Regions from separate parts of the Homo sapiens genome. Here all the other regions are linked to region 1. A link is a contact called in ENCODE Hi-C or POLR2A ChIA-PET data. All regions are on one chromosome and are shown on one strand. The core of a region is the stretch at or near the end of the contact, and the rest is flanking DNA. Distances in the headings are between cores, read along the strand shown. Region 1 holds the start of APOLD1 (apolipoprotein L domain containing 1). Region 2 has its middle 23 kb from the start of EMP1. Region 3 holds the start of FAM234B (family with sequence similarity 234 member B).

Region 1 (2,795 bases), core at 221-2,720:
AGAGCCCCACGATGGCGGCGAGGGCGCCCGTTGCGCTCAGCGAGCTGCCGGCCACGTTGGCTACGAGGGAGCGCCTGCGCAGGCGCTCCAGGCGCCGGGCCACCTCGCGCAGGCGCAGCACCTGGCCGTGCAGCCGGCCTCGGCGGTCCAGCAGCAGTCCCTGGAAGCGCCGCAGCGCGTCGGGCCCATGCGGCTCCCGGGCCGCCGGCCTCTCCATTCCCTGCGGGGACATAGACACGCGGTCAGCCTGGAGTCTCCGTGCCAGCCGCCGCTCCCGCCCTGCTGCCCGGACGCCAGCGGGAACTTGGCACGAGTTCAGCGGAGCAGCCACTGCCACGCTAGGGGAACGGGTCTGTTTCCAGTGGATCATGAGACGAGTTCTCAAAGACCTGTTCTGGAATCCGGGGGGAGCCACACAAGTTCTCAGGACCTTATCTCTGCATATGGAAATAGGAATAATGCTATCTTCTGCTTCTCTCCCAGGGAACGTTAACGATGGGCTTCATCAGCTATGTGTTAAATAAGATTTAAACTGGGAGGGGCGTGGTATTAGAAGGCTTCTCCAGTACTGAGGCCTTTGCTCTACTTAAGATAACACTTTGTAAGTGGTGGGTTGTACAGTTTACAAAGCCCTTTCATCATGTGAAAATTGGATCCTAGGAGTTTTGCAACACACTTTTCTCTCTCTCTAATGAATGAAAAAGACTTCACCAAAACCTCAAAAATCGTATTTTCTACCAAGCAGAAGAAACATCTAAGTTAGATGCTTGCCTGAAGCAACTCTTCTGCTTGTGATTCTTCCAGGCTCTTTTCTTAGAATCAAGCCTAAAATGAGATTTGCACTGTTTATTCTAACTAGGGCTCCTTGGATCTTCAGAAACATCAGTCTTTGCTGGGTGCTTGATTTAAACTAAGTCACATTAAATTAATACCATTATGTCTCTTTGTTATGAAAGTTTTCTTTTAAAAATGAGTAATGGTTGAATAAAATAAAGTGGCCAAAATTTTTGTTCAACAACTTCTACCACGTTGAAGCCAACTGAAGATGACTGACAAAGATACGAACAAGTTGTACATCTTGGGGGAAAAGTATATTCATCCTAGTTGCAGATTCCCACCTTCATGTCCACTGTACTCTTCATTATTAGGAACTTCTTAAAAGTGGCAAATGAGCCATAGAAATAGAGCATTTCAAAACTGAGCTATCAGGGCAGAAATCATTCTCATCTGGAAGAATTGCCTGCATCAGACATCAGATTCTAGAAGCAGCTGATTCTTCACAGAGCCCAGTCTAGAATCCTCATCTCCTTATTCACAGGACTTAATTTTACTTCCATGCTTCCATAATCCAACCCACCAGGGATAATTTTCCAGGTGAAAAGAGAAAATGAGAAAAAGTCATCCCGAATATATGCCTCAGGGTTCCCCACTTACCATTCACTTCTGTCTGCCTCCAGGAAAGTAAAATCTGAGGCTGTTTCTGGATGAGTGTGCTTTATAGTTCCAGAGAACCAATGGCTGCCCTGGGAAAGCCTTGTCTCATTCTGAGAATTTGCCATTTCCTGTCATGACCCCTGCTGCCTTCATCTAGAAGGACGTGACATGGTGGAAAATGACCTGCCAGCACAGCACATCCCGTATTTAGGAAACGAACATTGTGTGTTCGCTTTCCCCTGAACGCAGGAAGAGAACCACAGGCTCTTCCCTAACTTGAAACAAGTGTGTTGTCATTCTCCCAGTGGGATACCCTGCCTTTCCTGAGAATAGCTAATGACGCGATAGAGAAGGCCTTCAAACGCACCCCAGGCTGACCAATTATAGTGTTTCTTGAGGCCACCATTACAAAATCATATTTTAAAAGAAAAGGGAGGGGGTGGAAAACCCTCATATCTGACATAGCCGCTCATACTCCACTGCTGTATTTTTAAAAGCGTTGTGAATCTGTGAGTGGCTGGAGCCTGGGATCATTTGGCATGCAGCGGGTACCCTGCAGTCCTAAGAATGCAAGGCCACACCCACAGGAAGTGCTGCGTGCAGTTTTGGGCATCTCCAGCTGTGGAGAAGACATTGGCGGTCTCAGAAAGGGCACACTCCAGGTCACATGCATCAGAAAAATCAGTGGGGTCAGGCTGCATGAGGAGCTAATTGTACACTTTCAACCACAATAGGGCATTGGCTTCCCAGGTTTTCATTTGAAGTAGCAATTGTAGCCCATGTGATAGGGAAATGAGTGGATTCTGTCTACAGGGTCATGAGGCATGGGCTGAAGGGCAATTATTTTGATAATTCAGCACAGAAAAGTGAATGTAGCTTCTGTGGACTTGCTGCAGACCAGACCAGATGGAACATAGATATCTCTGGGGCATTCAGAGGTGGTTGGAGCTCAGCCTAGGAATTCAGTCCTACTACATGTCCCCAAATCCATCCATCGTCCTTCTAACCCTCTCCTCCAGATAAGGAGGGCCAAATTCGTTTCTCACTTGAATAAGGATTATCTCAACTCTCTGGCTTACCTGGAAAGCCTTAACAGCCGTATCATTCTGGAACATGATTAAATCCCCCACCTTTATGACTATACTTTGTATTTATCAACACAGTATAACAACAGTAGCAACAGAAAGGACAACCATAGTCCTTTCAAACTTGATTATTCTAGATTTGGTCCACTTCCAAATATTCTTGTTACAGCTCCTCAAAGGATAGCTGTAACCTCAATCTAGATGCCTCCAGTGTGTCCTTTTGAGGTTAGAAGTGGAAGAATATCCTCCTCTATCTCCATAGACATGGTCACTCCA
Region 2 (2,795 bases), core at 198-2,697, 390 kb before region 1:
TATATAAACTGAATTGGGTACTAACTGGAATATCAAAATATGCCTAGAATCAAAACAAACAGCAGCTTGAGAATTCAGTTCTAAATTGATTAAAAACAAAAGGAAATGGGCTGGGTGCGGTGGCTCATGCCTGTAATTCCAGCACTTTGGGAGGCTGAGGCGGGCAGATCACTTGAGGTCAGGAGTTGGAGTTCAAGACCAGCCTGGCCAATGTGGTGAAATCCTGTCTGTACTAAAAATATAAAAAATTAGTCTGCCATGGTGGTGCACGCCTGTAGTCCCAGCTACTCGGGAGGCTGAGGCAGGATAATTGCTTGAACCCAGGAGGCAGAGGTTGCAGTAAATCAACATCACGCCACTGCACTCCAGCCTGGGCAACAGACTGAGACCCCGTCTCAGAAAAAAATAAAATTAAAATTAAAAAATAAAAACAAAAGGAAATAAACTCACAGTTAGTCATTGATTGATGATGATGATGATGATGATACTATACTTCCTGATACTTGATTCTCAGTATAATGACATATGTCCTCCCAGGGTGGACTGGTACTGGGTTTACCCCTGCAATGCTCTCAATACCTTCCAACTGGAAAATCTACCTTCTGACTGGTGTGGCCTTTGAGAAATGTGTTGGGCCCAAGATCACAGGGAGGATTAGGCCCCACATACAAAAACAGAAGACAGCTAATTAACTTTTTCAACTTAGTAATCATCAATTTTATTATTAGCATATTAACCAGGGATTATGCCAGTTTAGGTTTGTGTGTGTGTGTGTGTGTGTGTGTAATCAGTATGTAGACATTATTACATGTGCAAATGTAATAATGTTTTAATAATGTAAATAATTAGCAACTTAAATTAACCTGTTTTGTCAGAATGTATTGTTTAGAGGCTGGGAACTCTTAGGGGAAAATAAAAATATGGATCCTCACCAGCTGAACCAGTACAGAGTGAGTTAACTGTGTTGCTTAAAAATAGAGAAGGTATGGGGAATAAAGATCACTTTCACACTTCCAGAGTGACATGGAAATTGGGACTCAGGGACAGTCTCTAAATGGAAAAGGAGGAAGGTTTGGGAAAGTGGGGAGGTGGGTGGACCTGCACCTGGAGCAGTCCTTTGGCAGATCTTCCTGGAGAAGGTGAAGATGCTGGCAGAGGGAAATAAAGGGTTTAATTCCCTGCAGCCAGGAGTTTGACAATGGCTCAGATTTTCAGAGATGTGACAAACCAAGAGGACTTGGCCACAAGGCCTCAGTTTTCTGTGGTTTCAAATTTACTCATCTGAGAAACATGGGACCTTCTAGCCATTGTAAAGAAACAAACCCAGCGATCCCCGAGAGAATGAGTTGCTGATTCAGAAGCTGAAGAAAGAAAGGACTGTGTGACTCCTGGCTCCTTCCCCTTCCGCATTCTGGGCTCTGTTCTCAGCTCCGCTGAGTAAGTCTCGCCGCCTGTCCTGCTTGATCTGCCTGTAGTCTCAACAGTTCTCAGTGAGGCTCCTCTAAGGGGCTGAATCAGATTTATGCAGGTCTGAGAAGAGTGAGTTCCTGCAGACACAATACCTTCTGAGTTTCTGCTCAGCAGCACAGTTTGAGGTGTGGCCTCTACACATACTGCATACGTAAAATATCAGCCCACCTGGGAATGATTTCTTAGAGTTAGTCTGGCCCCACCTTGAAGAGTTTAACTTGGATTCCATTTGTCTTCCCCCTGTCCTACTTTCCCCTGTGGCTGAGAGAGGATTTTCCATTTCATGTTGCAGACATGTGAGGCATCTCAGTCCCGCTCCATTCGTCCACACATCTGGAAGAGCAATGCTCACATCTGGAGCCCATTCTCAGCTGGAAGATGTCTTTCGACATTCTTTTCTTTGAAACCCAATCCATGTAACCTCTTGTTCAAAAGGGCCTCTGAACTACTGGAATCATTTGCAGAGGCTCAGGAAAAAGTCCTTAATTTCATCCCTACATGGTGGAATTTATGACTCAAACCAAACCCAACATTCTGTTTCTGATTGCTTTTTTTCAATAATGACTCTTTGGAGCTACGTGTTTAAAAGGACAGAATTTCTAGCCTAGGACACATACCAAAGGAAGGTGAAAGCAAGCTGTTCAGTAATCACCAGGGCGAGTCCATTGAAGCTCTGTAAGTTTCAACAACCTAGGTCATTTCTTCATCAATAAAATTGGGATTCGTTGTTTAAAAATAGACACAGGAGTGTGTGAGGATAAGGGAGGTAACATATCTGGACATGCCTTGTCTCATACCTGTGTAGGGTAAGGATAGATGGAGAAAGGGGAAGGGGTTTGTGTCAGGCTGAGACAGTCTCTGCATTTGCTCACTCATCTCTCCGTAAACCCATGAAAGACCCCAACATAGGACTCCATGACGCCCCACTGAGCAGGAGAAAGGAAGAAGTCTCAAGAACACAAGACCGAATCGACAGTATTTGATCAGCATGCATGCAAATTACCCAGTCATTCTGAAAAACTACAGCTTCTGTTTCGGTGGTCTGGGATGGGACTGAGGTCTGCATTCCTAACAAGCTCCCAGAGGCTGTCCATGCTGCGAGTCCCCAGATCATGTTTGGTACTAGAGAAATGGGCCCCAACTCAAAAAATTCAACCTCTGCTAACAAGTGAATTTGTCATTTTGCCGGGTCGACTCTAATTCTCAAGCCCAGCCACTGGACAGAGAGGTGTGGAAGGAAATGAAATTCACATTTCTGAAACGCAGAAAGGCCAATTCATCTCCACCTTTACCCTCTTCTGCCGGAAGGCAGGAGTCACGCCAGC
Region 3 (2,795 bases), core at 175-2,674, 260 kb before region 1:
ATTACCCCTCTGGGAGGACATCATTCTACACTAAGGATATACAAAGTAAAAAAGTAAAAAATTAATCCTGCAGGTAAAGGGCCACGTCTCTCCTTTAATTCCAGTGTTATGCACACATTCCAAGGCAGATGCTATCAGTGTTCCTTCCAATGTTCCAATGAGCCCATATTAAAAAAAATAATAATCTGTCTGAGGTCATGAAGTCTGGGGACAGAAACGCAAATTAATATCCAACCTAGCGTCATCCAAATGGCAAGGTTCGCTTCAGGGTAGCATACTGGAAGCTCCTTGAGAACAAGGACCCTGTAATCCCCCTGCAAGCTCAAACTAGCTATCCAACCAAAACCCAAATAGCCCTCTCTAGAGATAGCTATGAAAGCAACTGCTTTTCCCTCTAATACAAATTATCAGCAAATAAATGTTTATAGCTTAATGCTTAAAACTTACCTAGGTAGAGCCATCAATTTTTCTAAAGCCTAATGTTTAAAATTTACTTGGGTGGAATAAATATACTTTTATTTAAATATCAACTTTCTAACAGTACAATCCTACTCTGGAGGTTTAGGAGGAAAAAAAAAAAAAAAGGAAAAAAAACTTGGAGCTGCTGCCCGAAGTACTGAATCAGCTCTGGAAGTTGTCATCACCCCTAATGCTGCCTTAAAGAAGATTCCATACATTATCTTCAACTTATAGGTGCCAAATCATTTCCCATGCTTAATCTCGGCAGCTGGAGACTGACCAAGTGGAATCAAAAGCTCAGGATTTAGAGTGAAAAGACCCCTGACGTTCAAGGCCGAGCTTTCCCAATACTTGTGAGACCTTGGACAATTCACTTAGCCAAATAACTCTCATTTTCTCTTCTGTAAACTAGGAAGGGACGTAAATACCTGTCCCACCTGCCTCATGGATGCGTCGTTGCTGCCGTTAGGTGGAGGGGATGATCCACAGAGGGCCACTCGCCGTCCCGCCGCCCCCGCCCAGGTCCAGCCAAGACAGAAGGCGCCGGAGTCCCTGCGGTGCTGGGTCCGCGGCGCTCGGGAAGGATGCTCCTCTCGCCAGCCTCCCCTCGGGACAGCGGCGACCGGCGTTCTGACATTCCCCGCCGTAACACCTGCTCGGCGCCCTCTCCCCGCGCGTCTCCGGGTTCGCCCCGCGCCCGAGACCCCTGCCCCGCTGGGCGCCCCTCTCGCCCTCTGGTGGCACAGAGACCCCAGCCCCAAGGGACTGCACCCTCCTCGGCACCGGGCGCCTGCAGCTGAGTCTGGGTTGAGGCCAGGGCCCGACCGGCCTCGCCCCCAGAGCCTCGCCTCCCCTTATTCCAACACCGGCGGGGACTGGGTGGTCGCAAGCATGCGACTCCTTACCCGGCAGCTTGAGCGCCCTGGACAGCACGGTCGCCATGGCTGAGGCCCCGGTGCGCGTGCGCGCGCCCGCGTTCTGCCGGGAAGTGTAGTTCCGAGCGGCGGTGCGTGGGGCTGGGACCGGGAAAGGTGGGACCCGCTTGCTGGGGACAGAGCTGAGGGAGGCCAAGCCAGAGTACACGCTCCGCAGGCTTTTCTCCCACCCTACCTATGCAGGTCACCTCACCACTCTGAGTCTCACTTGCCTCGTCAGTGAAATGGGGAGAAAATACCCCGTAAGCTTGCAGTGAAAATGATTCGAAGGAGATATTTAAGGAGGTGTGGATTGTGCAATGTGCGTGGGCTTTGAAATCAGGCAGACTGGATTTGAATCCTGCCTGAATCACTTACTAGCTGGGCCATCTTGGGCAAGTCCCTTGGGGCGACTGAGCTGCCGCTGCTTTTTTTTAATTAAAGACATACTACCTACTTCACAAGCTTGCAATGAGAATTAAATGATACGACCTGTTTAAAACACACAGCACACAGTAGGCACCTAGTAAGAGTGTTTCTATTACGCTTCTTAGGTAGAAGTTGAAGTTTCCTGGAGCTCGAACCCTCATTTATTGCTCCCAGTTCTTTACAGGTGTCTACTCAGCACCCTACGCTGCAGCTTCTAGTTGAAGGGTGTAGAAGGAGGATCCGACTGTGTACATACATCCAATAGATGCAGCATCTCCAGCTCCTCAGATTTCAATGCTTGACCTTTAAGGCATCTGCACGCTCCCCGTAATCACCCCAGCTTTGCCTGAATGATTTTTGCGGAGAGCCCGATGCCCAGGAATTCCTCCTTCCTTGGCTCCCTGAGCTTTCCCCCACTTTGTCTTCCTTGTCCCTCTGGAAATCTCCTTCATCCCTCCATAACTTTTTTCCATTTTAACATAGGAACTGCAGCTTAGAATAGTATTTCTCAAATTTAATGTACTTTCTTTTCAATTAAAGAAAAAAATTCAAAGCAGCTGCCAAATGAATCAGGATCCTTACCTTTTACATAGAGAATACCTGTGTGTTCCTCTCTAGCTACTGAGTGGAATGTGAATACTTTTGCTGCCCAAACACCCACTGAGGTCACTGTGGAAAATGCAAACACCCAGGCCCTCTCTGACTTCTGAACTTGGCTTGCCTCAGGACCAGGCACAGTGGTGTAGAAGGAAGAACTGACTTGCTTCTTTCCCACACGCAAGTGATCAGCATTTTAGTGCAGGAATGCTAATACTGTGTTATCTTAGAACTGGAACAGATCCTAGAGGCTATCTAGTCCCACTCTCCTTGTTTTGTTTAAGAGAAAGCTGAGAAATAGAAAGGTAATGTAACTTCTGAGTGTCACAACAAAAGCTCCAAGATACATCTCATTTGCAGGCTGCCTAATTCCCGTGAGAAACTGCAGACAGGACT

Evidence for each region. Hi-C counts contacts between places; a loop is a spot of excess contacts on that map. ChIA-PET counts read pairs that join two places held with the same protein, here RNA polymerase II (POLR2A). Pooled maps may share reads with other maps.
Region 2: a map with no recorded cell type shows a loop between it and region 1 (3-fold over the local background). The contact joins the enhancer-like site here to the promoter of APOLD1 in region 1. A Hi-C loop is called at or near these places in 2 of 37 single-sample maps with no recorded cell type and 3 of 50 pooled maps. POLR2A ChIA-PET finds 5 or more read pairs at or near these places in 5 of 52 experiments (A673, BJ, Caco-2 and 2 more).
Region 3: a loop to region 1 is called in a pooled map, with 5 times the contacts of the local background. The contact joins the promoter of FAM234B here to the promoter of APOLD1 in region 1. A Hi-C loop is called at or near these places in 1 of 37 single-sample maps with no recorded cell type and 10 of 50 pooled maps. POLR2A ChIA-PET finds 5 or more read pairs at or near these places in 2 of 52 experiments (activated CD4-positive, alpha-beta T cell and activated naive CD4-positive, alpha-beta T cell).

The regions. Positions count from the first base shown.
Region 1 is chr12:12,784,334-12,787,128 of GRCh38, reverse strand. APOLD1 (apolipoprotein L domain containing 1) reads right to left here and starts at 1,470. Exons shown (of 2, transcript NM_030817.3): 1 at 1,435-1,470; 2 at 1-220. The coding sequence starts at 1,437. RefSeq lists silencers at 1-53, 84-183.
Region 2 is chr12:13,172,348-13,175,142 of GRCh38, reverse strand. No RefSeq gene overlaps it. Among named protein-coding and RNA genes, the nearest start is that of EMP1, 23 kb to the left of the region's middle. RefSeq lists enhancers at 1,381-1,430, 2,636-2,685. Within about 2 kb of position 1,447, at least 21 of the 41 ENCODE cell types and tissues checked have a DNase peak (open chromatin) inside an H3K27ac peak, as active enhancers do.
Region 3 is chr12:13,043,010-13,045,804 of GRCh38, reverse strand. It overlaps FAM234B (family with sequence similarity 234 member B), which reads right to left and starts at 1,424. Exons shown (of 13, transcript NM_020853.2): 1 at 1,365-1,424. The coding sequence starts at 1,401.